Regions from separate parts of the Homo sapiens genome. Here regions 1 and 2 are each linked to region 3. Evidence: chromatin loops called from intact Hi-C (ENCODE). Cell type or tissue: endothelial cell of umbilical vein. All regions are shown on one strand. Each heading gives the region's core, and the rest is flanking DNA. Links, peaks and the distances in the headings are about the cores only. Region 1 has its middle 4.5 kb from the start of TAS2R5. Region 2 has its middle 100 kb from the start of PRSS58. Region 3 overlaps AGK (acylglycerol kinase).

Region 1 (5,548 bases), core at 380-5,379, 130 kb after region 3:
TGATCATTGCTACCTGCATTCTGTTAATGAACCATTTTCAATTTTTTAAAAAAGAGAAAAGATTACTGGAAAGGAGTCTTTTAAAGCATGAACGGAATGTAACTTTTAAGGTAGCATCAAAAGCTACAGTCTTCAGGTGAAACTGAAGCTTACTGAAGGCATTTAAAATAAATTTTCCAATAATATAATTTTTTTTTACAAGTTAAAGCTGGAGATGGATCATCTACTCTAGTTCACTGGTTCTCAAAGAGCGCTGGGAGGGTGAGAATATGTCAGAGTCCATTGGGAATTTTTATTTTTCACATTTTATATACAGTCTGTGTGGGTTTCTCAGCTCTATTTAAAATATACGTGTCTTCATTCATTCTGGGTGTGGGAGTGGAAGGGGGAAGTGGAATTTGACAAAACTCCCTAGGGATTTGGATATTGTGGTCTAAGGGAAGGCACAGGTATAAATTTATTTCTCCTTCTAAGAGAAGAGCCAAGGCCAGTTTTACTCCATGAGGAAAAAAGTGTGAAAATAAATTCCATGTTTGTATAATAATTTGCCTGGCATAGAAATTAACAAGAGAGTGATACGGGTTAATGGGGGTGGGAGAAGAGGAGAGGAAAGGGGAGACATGAGGGTAAGGTCAACAGCAGGAGGAGGGGTGCAGTCTGTACACCCTCCTCCCCATGCCTGGCAGAGGTGTGAGGTCAACATCACTTCACCACGGTATGATTGTCCTCTGTGTTGTCTATTTGGATATATGGGGTCTGGGAAATGGGGTGACTGTAACTCTGCCTTGAGTCAGCAGGAAGGAGCCAGGAGCCCTGGGCAAATGACTGAGTGTGTGCACAGCTAGCTTGCAAATGAGATATCTAAACACAGGTGCATACTTGATTGGCCTGACAACATTTCTGACCTATTTTAAATATGGAAAAATTATTTGTCTCAATTTTGCTGCTTTCACAGATGGGACAATGACTGTGGTTATAATGATCTGAACTCCAGGTACCTCAAGAGAAGAAATAGCTAAACATTGATATTACTCAGAAAAGACCTCTCCTAACTCCTACCCACCCCTTTACATCTTTGACTTCTATGTGTTTTAAAGGTCTGGATTAATCAGTCTCTCATCTTTATTCATGCTTTCCAGACATTCTGGAATTGTGCAGAACTGGACACCTGTGTCTAGAATCAGTAGCTCAGTTCATCCTGGATTTGCATACTGTGAATAACAGACTTCAGGTGCTTTCTGACTTTATTGAAAGTAGTAGTTAGGGAGAGAAATCACCAGGGAAGGAAAGAAAAATAACAGTAATTAGACTATTTGGGAAGCAACAGGCTGGGTCATTCGTTTTATCATCACGATAGCTCTGTGACGTAACATTATCATCATCATTTTATAGAGGGGACACTGAAGCTCAGAGGGGTTAATTGGCTTGTCTAAGGACAAGAAGTGGTTGAGTTGGGAGCACCCCCAAATCTGTCCAACTTCAAACACATTGCCTTTCTCTGCATGGCCACAAGTGCCCCATTGATTAATACATCTAACAGAAAGCTAATCTTGAGGCCTAACAGAAAGCTATCTAACAGAAAGCTATCTAACAGAAAGCTATCTAACAGAAAGCTAATCTAACAGCTAATCTTGAGTCCTGTGTCCCATTGAGAGCTGGTACTAGCATGAACATGTGAACTCTTTGCCTTGGATGGGCAGACACCCAGAAAGCCCCGTCTGTAGCCTGTGCTGCTTGACCCTTTCCTTAGCGTGATTTTGCAATATTATGGGAACACCTCAGTGTCTTCTGGATACGCACAATTCTCATTGCTAAATGCTAAAAATGTAATTATTATATCTGAGTTTTATTTAAATTTTTAAAATGTTTTATTTCATTTTATTTTCTAATATTTTATAGAAAAGTTGCAGAATGAGTATAGAGAGTTCAAATATCATCCTCACCCAGTTTCTGCTAATATTTATATCTTACCATAACCATGGTACAGTTGCATTTAGTGTCTCTAGTCTGTGTCAGTTTCTCAGCTCTATTTAAAATTACCTTGCCAGTTTTAAAGATTACTATTCAGGCATTTTGTAGAATGTCCCTCAGTTTGGGTTTGTCTGATATTTTTCTCTGTTAGACTGAGGTAAAGTGCCCTACTCATCACGTTAGGAGTTCTGTGATATTAACATCACTGGTCACTGGTGATGTTAACCTTGATCACTCGGTGAAGGTGGTGTCTGCCAGGAACATTGTAAAGTTACTATTTTTTCCCCCATTTTCACACTTTGTTCCTTGGGAGCAAGTCATGTCCAGTACAAACTCAGAGGGAGGGAAATTATGTGCACCTCCTGGAGGGTTCCCCACATTTTGCCTGCTATAGTTAAAAATTCTCAGCCCTCCAAATTTCGTATTCATAAAAGCACACAAAAATAACTCCCTGGGCCGGGCGCGATGGCTCAGCCTGTAATCCCAGCACTTTGGGAGGCCGAGGCGGGTGGATCACGAGGTCAGGAGATCAAGACCATCCTGGCTAACACCGTGAAACCCCGTCTCTACTAAAAAATACAAAAACTTAGCTGGGCGTGGTGGCGGGCACCTGTAGTCCCAGCTACTCGGGAGGCTGAGGCAGGAGAATGGCATGAACCCGGGAGGCGGAGCTTGCAGGTGAGCCGAGATCGCGCCACTGCACTCCAGCCTGGGCGACAGAGCGAGACTCCGTCTCAAAATAAATAAATAAATAAAATAATAAAAAAATAACTCCCCCTCTTTCATCTGCAGTCCCCTCACTAGCCCGCTTTTACTCTATTCACTTTCCTGCCCTGAATAACGTTGCCGATGCTGGTCATTTTCTTCCTCGGGGTTGTGATCTTTGCTGCACACAGCAGCCAGCCTCAGTGGTGTAGTTTGTGCTTCCTCCTCCCTCCGAACGCCTAAATTGCGGCACCAAAGAGGCCGCAATGACTGGTGAGCAAGACTCCTCTTCCTCATATTTTGTGAGGAAGGAAGCTGGCAAGACTATGAATTTGTGTACATTTATAAATTGTGTTCCTGTTACACATGGTTATTAAAAACATGCTTGATCTGTTCAGTTTCTGAATATCTGAACTAATTCAGCTCATTAAGGGAATTTGTATACTTAGGTCAACAGCTTCTACAGAGGCGTTGCCTTGACGCCATCTAGTGGCAATATAGGCACAATTCTGAGAAGCATTTTAAAAAGTCTTGAGTACAGGAATACAGGTTTGCAAGAGAGATGTAGAATAGGGGATGGAAGATGGAACTGTACTGAGTCTGGTAGCAGGACAGGGTGATTTTTTGGGGGAAAGTGCCAGGTTTTGGAAACCAATGCTTGTTCTTTGTTTCATTCTTTTTAATATTCTTATTATAGACTGCTCTGTTGACGCTGAGTGTAAAGCCATAACTTGCCCCTATGAGCGTCTCTTTGGATGCTTGCATCCCGCTTGATGTTTCATCAGCTTTCTTTTCTTGGTTCAGGTACTGCTAAAGTAGCTGAGGGCTCAGAACAGTGGGGAATAGGAGCATGAATGCAAGAGACTTTGGTAGAAAGAATTATGGTAGTATTATGGCAGACACATTTTGGTTGTGTCAAAATTAAAAACCATAGTGTTACTCTGGTAAAGAGGATGGCACTGAGGCTGTTACTCTCCACATACACCCCTTCATTGCAGCTCTTGGTGTGGATGCCGATAGGCTGAACAGTTCTGTGTGGAGATGAAGTAGCAGCCGTGGTTCACAGATTTCTCTCCTGCCTCACCTCTCCTAGAATTTATTATTCAGCAGTTGATATTTATCCTGTCTTCTCCTTGTTTTTGCTTGTTTGCTCACCCTATCCTTCCCTTTGTTTTCATTGTCATTGCAGTAAGCCTTTGCATAGGTGTAAATATGGCTCTCATGTTTATATATTCAAATTTCAAACATATTGAAACCATTAATTATTTGCCTCACCCACCAGAACATAAGCTGCATGAGAGCAGCAACTTTGTTTCTTTCCATTGTATCCCAAGAGCTTGGAACAGTGGACTGGCACATAGTAGTCATTAATAAATATTGGTTAAATAATTGATAAATGTCATGCTTTCCCTTTTTTTTTTTTTTTTTTTTTTTTTGAGACGGAGTCTCTCTCTGTTGCCCAGACTAGAGTGCAATGGCATGATCTCGGCTCACTGCAATCTCCACCTCTCGGGTTCAAGTGATTCTCCTGCCTCAGCCTCCTGAGTAGCTGGGACTACAGGTGTGTGCCACCATGCCCGGCTAATTTTTGTATTTTCAGTAGAGATGGGGTTTCACCATGTTGGCCAGGCTGGTCTCGAATTTCTAACCTCAAGTGATCCACCCGCCTCGGCCTCCCGAAGTGCTGGGATTATAGGCGTGAGCCACCGCGCCCGGCCCATGCTTTCCCTTTTTATAACATGAGGTACCTTGCATTTGCCACTGTTAAATTCTCAGACTGTCTTACTTAGGTTTTGTGGAGTTAGGTCGGGTGGAAGTAGGATTTCAGGAGACTGTGCTCTAGGCTGTCTGGATTTTAGTTCTTTCCTTCGGAAGGCCATTCTGTAATTGTGTCTCTGTACCTAATGTCAGATCCCAGGCCAGTGTCAGGTAGATGTAAGTGACGGTGGGACCGTTACCTTCAAGAACGTTTCTTCTGGTCACAGCTGTAACATCTTTACCAGAGAAGGGATTTCAGACAGTAACAAAACTGAGTGGTGAGAAGTGAAATGCTCTGCCATAATACTGATACCGTCCCCAGGGATTCTGACACAGCCAGCAGCAGTACGTGTTCATCAGCACTGAAGCAGGGCACCTCCTGATTCAGCAGAGAGACCCTCCCCTCCCCAGCCATGTTGGCGGCTGCCCTAGGATTGCTGATGCCCATTGCAGGGGCTGAATTTCTCATTGGCCTGGTTGGAAATGGAGTCCCTGTGGTCTGCAGTTTTAGAGGATGGGTCAAAAAAATGTAAGGAGTCCCTATAAATTCTCATGATTCTGGTAAGTAGCCACTTTCTCCTACTCAGGCCGATCATGTTGGACATAAGTCTGTTTCCACTTTCCCAGAGCAGTGGTTGGCTTTACTATCTTAATGTCTTCGAGTCCTGGTAAGCCAGGCCAACATGTAGTTTGCCACTTTCTTCAGTGGCTTCTGCTGCATGGAGATCATGACCTTTGTCCCGCTGACTTCTTGTAGCTGAAAAGACTGGGTTTTTGTTTTTTGCTAGTGTCTTTCAAGATCACTTTTTATTTCTCAGCTCTTGTTGGCTGGACCCTTTAAAAACCCTTAACAGGAAACAGCAACATCCTGCATCCCATTTTAAATCTGTTATTTTTATAGATTGCTGTCCAGTGAAGGAGACTGATTGCTATTTGTGATGTTTCTGTTCCACTTGTCTTTTTGTAAAGACATCACAGGAAGATGGAGGACCACACAGCTGTCAGGAGGAGGCTCAAACCAAGGTGCTCATCGCTCTGAACTTCCCCCTTTACATGGTTTCTGCCTTGGCCAGACACTTTTCCATGACCTTCTAATCTCCCTCTGATCTCACCA
Region 2 (5,548 bases), core at 379-5,378, 700 kb after region 3:
TGTCTCCAGCTTTTCCCACCTTTATCCTCATGACCCCTAAGACAAATGGTCCTAATAATGGACCAGCTCTGAAACTTAAGATTGAACAGAACACAAACCACAACTGTAAACACTGATGCTGAAAGAAGTGGTAAAAAAAGGTGAGCAGGGTTTCCCACCTGCACTGAGAGTTAACATACAAGGACAGCAAAGGGAAGGTTTTATTAATAAGCAAACAAGAAGCAATAAAGGCCCTGCTCCAAATGAATGTAACTAATCTCTTTGAGTTAAAAAAGGAGCACGTCAATAAAAGTATTTCAAATCAAAGTCTAGAAGTTTCCAAACCAGCCAGCACAACCCTGAGAGCTCTGTGCTCTCAGCAACTTCAGAGAACTCATCAATCCTTTCTGGGCTCAAACTTCCCTTTGTCCACTCGAAGACCCAGGGTCACACTCTCATCCTATTACAAAAACAATGGGCTTTGCTATCGTTGCTGATGCCTCATTTCTAGGAGTTGAGTATTAAGCACTGAAGAGCTTTGAAAGTTGGGCTTCTGAGTCAATTGATGTGCTGGAGCCAACTTTTCTGACTCACGAGAGACAAATAGGCACACTCTTCCCAGCTCCCCATTCAGTGAAGCCATGTTGACAGCTTGAAATCCACCATAGTGCCTGTGTTGATACAACAGAAATTGGTAAGTACTACTAGGCATGTGCCCACCTCCACAGACACTCAGTGTACCAGCACATCACTGGAATGTTTTCTGAGACAGTGATGTCCCTGTTATGTCGTCATGTCTTGTGGGGCCAAAAGGACTCCGAATTCACCTCCTCTCTGTTCTTGCTTTTAGAAACCATAATCTAAAATAACCTCACCTGACACTATTTCTATTCAATCTCCAAATTCCCTCACTTTGTGGGTCTGTGTCTCCTGTAAGCATGTCAGTCCACAACTTGACAACTATTTTGAATGTAGCTAAAGGATACAGTGAACCAGTTTATTATTTTCAAATTATCCTTCCTTGCATGGAATATGTAGATGCTGCAGTCATTGGGAACAGAGATGGGGCAAGCAGCAGCTCTGGGCCGTGAACCACTTTAGAGTCAGACAATTCTTCAGTGGCACAGACACACCCTTGGGCATGGACTAATTTGCTTTGGAAACTAAGCAGTTCCACACCAGTCACCAATGACCTTGGATCTATTTCCAGCTGAGAGGTCAAAAAGATCACACTACCTAAATGTCCTCCTCTCCAATATATAGTACAGCCCCCGTCCATCTCAGTCCCTGGAGGTCATCCAGAGCTCCCAGAGAATCTCTGCTCTGGGGCAGAATCACCACGTCTCCTCCTCGCCAGCTCCCCACAGGCTCCAGCAAGGCTTTCCTGCCAGGTGCAGGGCATGGGTGTGGCTCTGCTGTCTCTCAGGTAGAGGGAGGCCATACGATGATGTTTGTATAAGAAGGATTGGGTTTCAGAGGTTCCTCTCAAATACTTGACATAATTTTATTTGCTTTTTGTTTCACTCTACAATGTCACCATTTAGGAGAGCAATTATTTTGGTTGCATTATTTATGGAACTTTGAAAGATTTTTGTGGTTAAATTAATTTAAGAAATCATTCCCATTGTGCATCTTTTCTGTTCAGATATAATCTGAGGCAGTGAAAGAAACAGCAATGATTCTGAAAGCAGTCACTTACATGCCCTCTGATAAAGGCATTGTTCAAGGTTCATTACTCACACCTAACTTTCAGTCTACTGGAAATGAAAGGCACAGAGTTGGGGGCCTGTGATCAAGCCACAAGAGAGGACTATACCAGCTACTCTGGGACTTCAGGGCACGAAGAGATGACCTCCCCTTTAGACTCTGCTCAACGACGAAGGAATGAGTTGGTCCATGGGAACCTGAGGAGCAGAAATTCCGGGAGCCTTTAACTGGGACGGAGCAAGGACTGTAGAGCAAGTCATTGGAAAGGGAAATGGTTCATCTGGTCTGTCACAGAAGATAGTGGATAGAAAGGTCATATAATCCCCAGTTCCCTGGCTGATTTGCTTCCTTATGATACTATTTTGCAGCAGCGTACCGTCATCTCACACCACTCCTCTACCTCTTCCAGAATCATCTCCTCCCTCTCTGCTGCTCAGATCAGCACATGTGCATTGCACAAGCTATTCTTTTACTGTAGCAGACCTTTTGCTGGTCTTAATTATATCCATCCTTATTTTCCCATTAGATACTGCTCCCTCCATGATTGCTTATTGCCTTGCAAGGGATCCTTTACCCCCCGCCCCCAGACAGAGTCTCACTCTGTCGCCCAGGCTGGAGTGCAGTGGCGCAATCTCGGCTCACTACAAGCTCTGCCTTCCGGGTTCACGCCATTCTCCTGCCTCAGCCTCCCGAGTAGCGAGTAGCTGGGACTACAGGCGCCCGCCACCACGCCCGGATGATTTTCTGTATTTTTTAGTATAGAGACGGGGTTTCACCGTGTTAGCCAGGATGGTCTCTATCTCCTGACCTCGTGATCCGCCCGCCTTGGCCTCCCAAAGTGCTGGGATTGCAGGCAGAAGCCACTACGCCTGACCAAGGGATCCTATTTTTTATATCCCAGTTTTACTTTTTATTAACACATATCTGACCCCATCTTGAAGGTAATCACATTATCTGCCTAGACTTTTGCTAATCTTTATTTTTATGGTACCATTGTCATTTGGGGGGACATATTTGTTTATCTTTGGTAATGGAAATGAAATTACGTTACACTTCACTTTCTGTGTTTTCTTCCTACTTTAGGGTAAATATTATTTCCTTCTATTCTTCCTATTCTATTCCTCTCTCTTTAGATAGTTTTAAGGGAGAAAATGTCAGTGAGACTGTAACTGCAGCTATGGGGTAAGAATTATTTAGAATGAGGGTGGGATATTAAGCTTGATAACTCAAAGGAACAGTCAGGGTTAAAACTAATGTTGGGATCGGGGTTCAGAGAAGTTGCTTGTAAAACCTGCAGGATGGCACTTCTGGAATAGTCTCCCGGCTCCCTCTGCAGACACTTCCCAGCATCCCTTGGGCCATTTCCCTTGCAAAAGCAATGATGAAATTTCACTTATTGGCCACAAGATGGCACTGTGGTCCACTGGGCTCTAAGAGACTCTGGGGAGAGCCTGGGAGAGCAGCCTAGGAAGGAAAGGGTTAAGAAAAATCAGGGCTGGCATCCAATATCATGCAGATGTTGCAGCAGTTTTCAGTTATTGCTAGACTACCTACAGTTATACAACATACAGGAAATACCTCTAATCTTTAATGAGATCCACAGTTGAAGAAGTTTGGCCTGGCAGCCTTGGTGTCAAGGGCAGGTGCAGACAGAGGAGCAACTATCTCAGAGGAAAATGGGAAAGTGAGGGGTGGGCTGTGGCTTAAGCCCAGTGCGTCTCTGCTGCACCCCATCTTCCCTGCAGCTCTCACCAGGCAACAGCCTCCATGAGAGTAGGTGGATCCTGCCTGAGCCCAGTCAGAATGCCCCAGACTAGGTGAACTCTGTAGGCATGGGGAGTAACACAACAGGCCCACCTTTCACACGTTTCCAAAGTCTAGGCTCCAAGCCTTTTTTTCCCCTTTCCTCTGCAGAGTCCTGCCACTTCTGAAGCCTTGTCCTCACTTTCTGCCTGCCTCTCCCACAGCCCCCATGGAGGCAGGGATCAGCCAGATACCAAGATATCACAGACACACAGGGAAAAAGATCATCCTGAAATTTGCTCAGATTAGGAACCATTATTCAGTGTTCTGTTATCAATAAGACCAAGAATAGGGGCTGAGGCTGATCCATTATTCAGGTAGTATTGGCAGCATGACCAAAGGCGGTGCCAAGGAAGGGTACAATGTCTCTGGAAACAAGCTCAAGCATTTTCCCTCAACCCTGGAGTCTACTAGCACCAGCCAGACCTCTGTACCTCTGTGGCAGTGCATCCGCAGCCCTGCACAGCCAGCTGCTCTCTGCACAAAAAAGGGCAGCCACAGGCTGGAGGTGGGCACTCCTTCCCAAGGCCTCTATCTCAACCAGGAGATAAAGATGCCTTTTTTGAAGCTCTTCTCAGATGTCCCAGCAATGGGCTCCCAGTCTGTGCATCCTCCTGCAGCAGGAACTTCAGTGTGAGCTGAGGTCCATCACTGTGATGTGGATGCACGAATGCAAACAACACTTAATGTTATTTTACTCAATTCAGAATATTCTGGCAGTTGCGTAAAATAGGAATAGTAGCTCCCAAAATGAAATTTGTGTCTCATTTTCTTTATGAGAGAAAAGAAAAAAAAACAGAAAGCAGCTGGGCAGCTTTAACCTGCTTGAGTGATCTGGGATTCTACAAGTCTACAAGTGGTACAAAGAACATCACCTTGGCCTGGATGCCAATGGATACCAAACACTACAAAAAGTATTGAAAACAATTTATAAAAGACCTAAATAAACAATCTACTTATAGGAAATGTTAGTAGATCCATCGCATAGTGCCATTATACCTGACGATGATCAACTAGTGAAATTATTATGTAGAGATTATCAGCTAAGCCTCTACTTATTACCTCTGAGCATAGAGCAGTGTTTGAGCCTTCTGAGGGTATCTTAAGGAAGGAACTTAATTCTTACCATTACTTTGGCTTGGATTAAAATCCATGAGCTTGTCGTTTTTATTGTAAAATATTACAGAATAATAATGATCAAACGTTTTATTTTCCTCTAGCGTTTATTCCTCTTTAGAACGTGCAGGTTGAAGCTCACACACATGAGCAGGGTTCCTTAAGATGAGATCCATTAACTCCAGGACTGGGAGGTACACAGCTGGCCTTCACAGGAAGTGCAAACCCCAAATGCAGTGACCCCTCCTGTGTCTACGCTGTGCCCAATACCCCTCTGTGAGGCTGCCATAAAGGCGGGCAGGCTCCTTGCTTGGCAAAAAAATCAGTTCACCAATTGGCCACTTTGCTGAAGACCAGAATAAAAGGCTAAATTGTGAGAATGATGAATGCCCAATTCCCAAATTGTGAAATGTGTAACAGTTCACGATTCTTGGAATAATTTCAACCATGTGTGGTTTGTTTTTTTTTTTAAGTTTTTCTTTGTCGACAGCTTTCTTTCGGCCACTGATCCTCAGTTGTTTCCCAGCCGCCTTGTCAGCTGATCTCATTTTGATGCTAATTTTTTTTTTTTTTTTGCTAGCTTTGGGATTATTTGTTCTTGTTTTACTATGTCCTCTAAGTGTGGTGGTAGGTTGCTAATGTGAGATCTCTCTAACTTGTTTATGTGGGTGTTTCGTTCTGTAAACAATACTCCTAACACTGCTATAGCTGTGTCCCAGAGATTCTAGTATATTTAATCTTGGTTTTCATTAGTGCCAAAGAATGTCTTGTTTTCTACCTTCATTTTATGGCTTACCCAAGTCATTCACTAGCAGATTGTTTAATTTCCATGTAATTGTATGATTTTGAGAGATCTTATAACTCTTGATTTCTATTTTTTTTGTGCTGTGGTCCAAGAGTATGGTTGACATGATTTCAGTTTTTTTTATAATTTGTTTACAAT
Region 3 (5,548 bases), core at 311-5,310:
ATTAGCATAATATAGAAAGACTATGTATATGAGTTCCTTAAGACATGGCAGGACCCTTGCCTTTTAATACATATTTGAAAATTATAACCATGTTGTTCAAATCCCAAAATACTCTGGGAGGAGATAGGGGCCAAAAAAAGAAAATAAATCCTTTTTCATGGATGGTAGAATTAGGATGTTTCCAGAACCAGCACTGTGCCCATCGTAGTAGGCACTGAATTTTTTTTTGTAAAAGAACATTAGGATAGCTCCTCAAGAGAGGATGTTGTTTTCCATAATGAACTTCTTCTGGTGCTGCTGTGAGACCTCCAACTCCAGTAGGCCACTGATGTGTTTGAGCTGTTCTGAATATTCTCTTCTCCCCAGGGAGCAGGGGGCTCTTTTAGCATTGACAGTGAGGAGTATGAAGCGATGCCTGTGGAGGTGAAACTGCTCCCCAGGAAGCTGCAGTTCTTCTGTGATCCTAGGAAGAGAGAACAGATGCTCACAAGCCCCACCCAGTGAGCAGCAGAAGACAAGCACTCTGAGACCACACTTTAGGCCACCGGTGGGACCAAAAGGGAACAGGTGCCTCAGCCATCCCAACAGTGTCGTCAGAGGGTCCCCAGGGCATTTTCATGGCAAGTACCCCTCTGCCCCCACTCCAGCAGTGCTTCCCAAAGTGTGCTCTGTCACCTGCTTTGCAATCGGCTTCCATTAGCGCATGTTTTATTTTGGTGTGACGGTTGGCCCTCCTAAACACGGACTTTCCTCAGGCTGGTTCAAGACGGAAAAGGACTTTCTTCTGTTTTCTTCCAAAGTGCAACCACAGTGGAGAGCCCACGGTGGGCTTAGCCTGCCTAGGCCCTTCCATTTCTCTTCTTTGACCGTGCTAGGAATTCCAGGAAAGTGCATTCCTGCCCTGGTGACCTTTTCCTATGTCTAGGCTCCTCCACAGGTGCTGCTATTTTGTGAGCTCCGGCTCCTGTTTAGCTTTTATTTCAGTTCTAACCTCAGTCCAGAAACATATGTGAGGTTGTTTCCCTCTTCAGCCACGGCTACAATACCGGAAAATGCTAGTTTTTATTTATTTTTTTAAGTAGTGCTTCCTAAATGGTTTGCATGAGAGCCACCTGGGGTACATGTTGAAAACTTATTTGGGGTCTACCCCAAACCTAATAACCCAAATTTGGGGATGGGGCCCAGGAATATGCATTTTTAAAAAGTCATCTGCCCTTCCCAGGTGATTCTGTAAGTTGTCCCTCAACTGTACTTGGAGAAATCGTGTTTTAAAGCAGTAGTCCACAAAGTATTCTGCTCATGTGCCCCCAAAAGTATTTTGAAAAATCATGTATACCCTCACCCATCTAAGTTGATATCTAAAATTTTATCTAAGTTGGTATCTAAAATTTTTCATGGGAAGTTAAATAGTTGACAAAGTATGTATTTGCTGGTGTCGTGTAAATATTGGTATTTTAAAATAAAAACTGTTACATCACTATTTTAAACATATCCAGTACAATTTAAATATCACAACAATTTGACACCCTTCATTCATTTATAAAAATAAATGAGCTAGTTCTTTAGTAGTTAAACATTTCAAATTGGCTTTTCTCCTTCTGTATTTCCATACCACTTTTCAGCCAAGAATCCTATCATAATGTAATCTATTATGCCCGACATCTTTTAATCATTCACCCCATTACTTCTTGTCAACAAAAAATATAAATGGAAATTTTTTTTTTAGCTCTTGCTTTAAGTGTTTGTTTGTTATCTCAGTCCAGAACCAATATTATCGTAATTAATTATTGGTATATAATGAAAACGGTATTAATTCTTGGATGATTAAAAGTTTTTTTATTAGAATGTTCTTTATCCTAATTAGTTCATTTATCCAAGAATACATGAATGTGATTTACAGCTGAGATGGGGTTCAACCTCAGCTGTATTCCTTGTTTCTGTATAGATGTAAGCACATAAATTCGATGGAATAGAATTACGTTAACAATGTTTTTACAGTTCTTTGGATTCCTTTGGCATTTTGACAAAGATCACAGTGCTCTATCATCAAGAATTATTAATGATGATCTATCAACTAACAAACAACTTGATTAGATTCTCCTTTAGTCTGTTGAAAGCAGAGAACTGAAATCCACCTGATTTACCATGGCTTTGCCAGCCAGTCATTAGCACCATTTACTTTTACTATCGCTGACATTTTCCTTTGTTCAGTGGCCCTGAGGTTCTTACACTCTAGGGGGCAGTGCACCACAGGAAGATAGATCAATGAGGGAGGATTGCGAGGGGGAAGGGGAGGAAGCAGAGCTGGCAGGCCTTAGCTACAGGCTCTCTCTCAGGCAGATCCCTTTTAAGATACATACACCATGCCCACACATCCCATGGAGAGAGACCAATGCTTTAGTAGATTACAGAACAGCTATGAAAAGTCCATGAATGAAGATCACAAAAAGGAAGGCTTTCTTATTTCATACTGTATTCTTCAGGGTGGTAAAATTTCTGCTTTTGGCAAAAACATAACAGACGGTTCCAAACATCAGCATAAAGATCACTCATCCCATACCACCCACAGGTAGGGAGGAAGGATGCTGTAGTATATGAAAACAAAAGTTTTCACCTGAGCTGAGAGCATTTAGCATATCGTGGTTCTGTAACAATATCAAGGACCAGTGCAGAATCTGGCTTTCTTTTCTGATAGGCTACCAGTGTGTGTTTATGTGTGCTCATTTTGTGGTTCTAATCATAATGGTACATATAATTAGGGAAGGATATGGAAGCCACTTTAGAATCTTATTCATTTTTAAATATAAATATGCCTTGTTTCAAACTTTGTTTTCTTGATTCAGGCTTTCTTTCCTGTGAGGGCTTGGTTTCCTTATTGTTGACTGCTTTGTTCTTTGCCTTGTCCTTCCCTATAAAGCCTGCATGGAAGACGTTTAATAGTGCAACTAAAAGAGAGTCAGCTGAGTGAGGCTTGTCAGCCAAAGCTGGAATGCTGAGCTATCTGGAGGAGATCCTAATAACCCAATTTGGGGATGGGGCCCAGGAATCTGCATTGGGAAGTCGGCCACCCTTCCCAGGTGATTGTTTAGTACAAACTTTTTGACAGATTAATTTCACTCAAATGCAAAGATTAATCCCAGCACTTTGGGAGGCCAAGGAAGGTGGATCACCTGAGGTCAGGAGCTCGAGACCAGCCTGGCCAACGTGGTGAAATCCCATCTCTACTAAAAATACAAAAATTAGCTGGGCATGGTGGCATGTGCCTGTAGTCCCAGCTACTCTGGAGGCTGAGGCAGGAGAATCGCTTGAACCCGGGAGGCAGAGGTTGCAGTGAGCCGGGATCGCACCACTCTGCACTCCAGCCTGGGTGACAGAGCAAGACTCCGTCTCAAAAAAAAAAAAAAAAAAAAAAAACCGTAGTTGCTTTCTATTAAGATAGGGTTTTAAATAAAGCTTTTTTCCTTTCCCTCACAGCTGTTTTGCACATATCTGGATGCAGTTATATTTCCTAAGTGCCAGTGCTTCACATATGTAACTGATGCATCAGTTCTCACAACAACCCTAGGAAGTAGCTACAGGTTGAGCATCCCTAATCTGAAAAGGCGAAATCTGAAATGCTCCAAAATCCGAAAGTTTTTGAGTGCCACCATGATCCTTAAAGGAAGTGCCCAGTGGAACATTTTGGATTTTGGATTTATAATGCAAAGATTCTAAAATCCTAAAACATCTGAAATCTGAAAATACTTCTAAGTCCCAAGCATTTCGAATAAGGGATACTCAGCCTGTAATAATATATGGTTACATAGCACAGAAAATAGGAACCTGACTTTGAATCCAGGCCATTTGATTTACAGAGCCACCGATAGCAATGTACTCTATACCGGTTCTAAATACATACTGTAACTCCCCAAGAGGTTAAAAATGAAATAAAAGTTTAGAATATACACATATACCAAATATATATCAAGTACATAAAGTTTTAAACTGAACTTTGATAAGAGAGTTTGTAAAGTAAAAGGGTGGTGGTCTCTGTGGGATTCTAGAAGTTTCCTGATGTAATTAAGGGTACACAGCCCTGGCTCTTCTGGGTGGCGCAGTTATTCCCAACTTTGTTTCCCATTACCTGGAGAAAGTTTGTCCAGACCGTGGCTTCTAGAAGGACAGGTAGCAGCTCCCCAATCTCCTCCATCATCACTGTAAGTGAAGTCAGGTTCAGCCCCCACAGGCTCTGCTCATGGAGTAGGCCACCATTCCTTCCTACCACAAACCACATTTCTCGGACTGGAGAAGGGATTGCAGCACGCACGTTCATGTTAAAATGTGAACTTTAATTGTAAAAATCATTTTCTGTAAATATAGTTATATCAACCTCTCTGCACACAACTTGGTTCAGATATATACAGATATGATATTCATAGATGTTATTTGTACCACAGAACAAAATCAATTCAAGAAACATTTACTTTTAGCTTCAGGATTAACCCCAGCTTTCTTTAGGCCTTAAAATTACCACCACTGGAAACAGAGAGAGAGCACGGCATACCTGGGCACACCAGTATTCAGGGCAAAATCTATGCAGTGTCTTACTAATTTCATACTATGAGGTAAAGACCCGAAACAAAAATAGATTCAGTCTCTCGTATTGCTATAACTCTTAGGCTGGGGTATTAATCAAAATAGGATTTTTACATTTAAGGCGACAGGGAGGCTATGCTGATTCTAACTCAGAAAGAAATGGGAAAACAGTTTTTCTAAGGCTACAACTATTTGTTTAGGCTTATTTTCCCGGACCTATACAAAAATTCAGTCAACAAGTTTTGGGTAAATAAAGGAAATTCATTTTGCTTTCCTCTGCTCTGTCCCTGAAGTCACTCATCCAGGTTGGCTGCTCAAACACCAAGAATCTCCACCATTCTTCACTTGACAGTCTTTGTGGACACGTTAGACCCAAACTTTTTTTTGTATAACACCATCTTAAAATTTTTTAGTATACTTTATCTTTCTTTAGTTTACCCAAAGGAAGGAGTTTTCACTCTAATGTCAATATATTTGCAACCATCCAACTCAAAGACCTCTGTGTCGACTGTTCACTTTGTGGATCATCTCTGGCTCATTTAAAACATCCTGCCTCATCCCCACATTCGCTGACTGGCCTTAGAAAGCAAAGTAAATTTATTGTTAGTCTAAATAAGCATTCTATAGCAAACATAAGTAATTCACACCTGGCCTACTATGAAAATTAAATTTTCTGAATTTAGATCATATTAGCTCTAAAAGCCCCACAGTATGCTAAAAATCGAAAATAAATTCTAAAAAGAGGAAAGCAAGGCTTTTGTCTCCATCATCATTTCTTTATATAGCACTAGAAAATTCTTATTCCCCTTCTAAATTTGCAATTTCATCCAACTGCCCCTAAATTCTAGTTCCAAAAACAAATTAAAGTGCCAGTTATAACACTACCTCCCACTCCCACCTCTCTCAAGAAAGAGGCCTAAAAATAAGAATGATGACATTTACCCTTTTTTGTACTAGAGCTTTACTGAAGGTT

What was found. A loop is a pair of places that touch in the nucleus more often than their neighbours do. Peaks named below come from ENCODE experiments on the same cell type or tissue, not always from the same donor. Only the 100,000 strongest peaks of a DNase experiment are listed, where the experiment ranks them.
Region 1: a loop joins it to region 3, with 15 times the contacts of the local background. A loop is called at or near these places in 31 of 110 quality-filtered maps.
Region 2: a loop joins it to region 3, with 4 times the contacts of the local background. A loop is called at or near these places in 2 of 110 quality-filtered maps.

Annotation. Positions count from the first base shown.
Region 1 is chr7:141,782,967-141,788,514 of GRCh38, forward strand. It overlaps the pseudogene TAS2R6P. Among named protein-coding and RNA genes, the nearest start is that of TAS2R5, 4.5 kb to the right of the region's middle. In endothelial cell of umbilical vein, for the core only: a CTCF peak has its summit at 3,158 (motif pointing left); a DNase peak (open chromatin) is centred at 3,155; H3K27ac peaks cover 985 bases.
Region 2 is chr7:142,354,978-142,360,525 of GRCh38, forward strand. It overlaps TRB and the pseudogene TRBV8-1. Among named protein-coding and RNA genes, the nearest start is that of PRSS58, 100 kb to the left of the region's middle. In endothelial cell of umbilical vein, for the core only: a CTCF peak has its summit at 3,093 (motif pointing right); a DNase peak (open chromatin) is centred at 3,104.
Region 3 is chr7:141,652,421-141,657,968 of GRCh38, forward strand. AGK (acylglycerol kinase) reads left to right here. Exons shown (of 16, transcript NM_018238.4): 16 at 367-2,824. The coding sequence ends at 504. DENND11 (DENN domain containing 11) reads right to left here. Exons shown (of 9, transcript NM_001080392.2): 9 at 4,308-5,548. Among named protein-coding and RNA genes, the nearest start is that of DENND11, 47 kb to the right of the region's middle. In endothelial cell of umbilical vein, for the core only: a CTCF peak has its summit at 2,221 (motif pointing right); a DNase peak (open chromatin) is centred at 2,241; H3K27ac peaks cover 613 bases.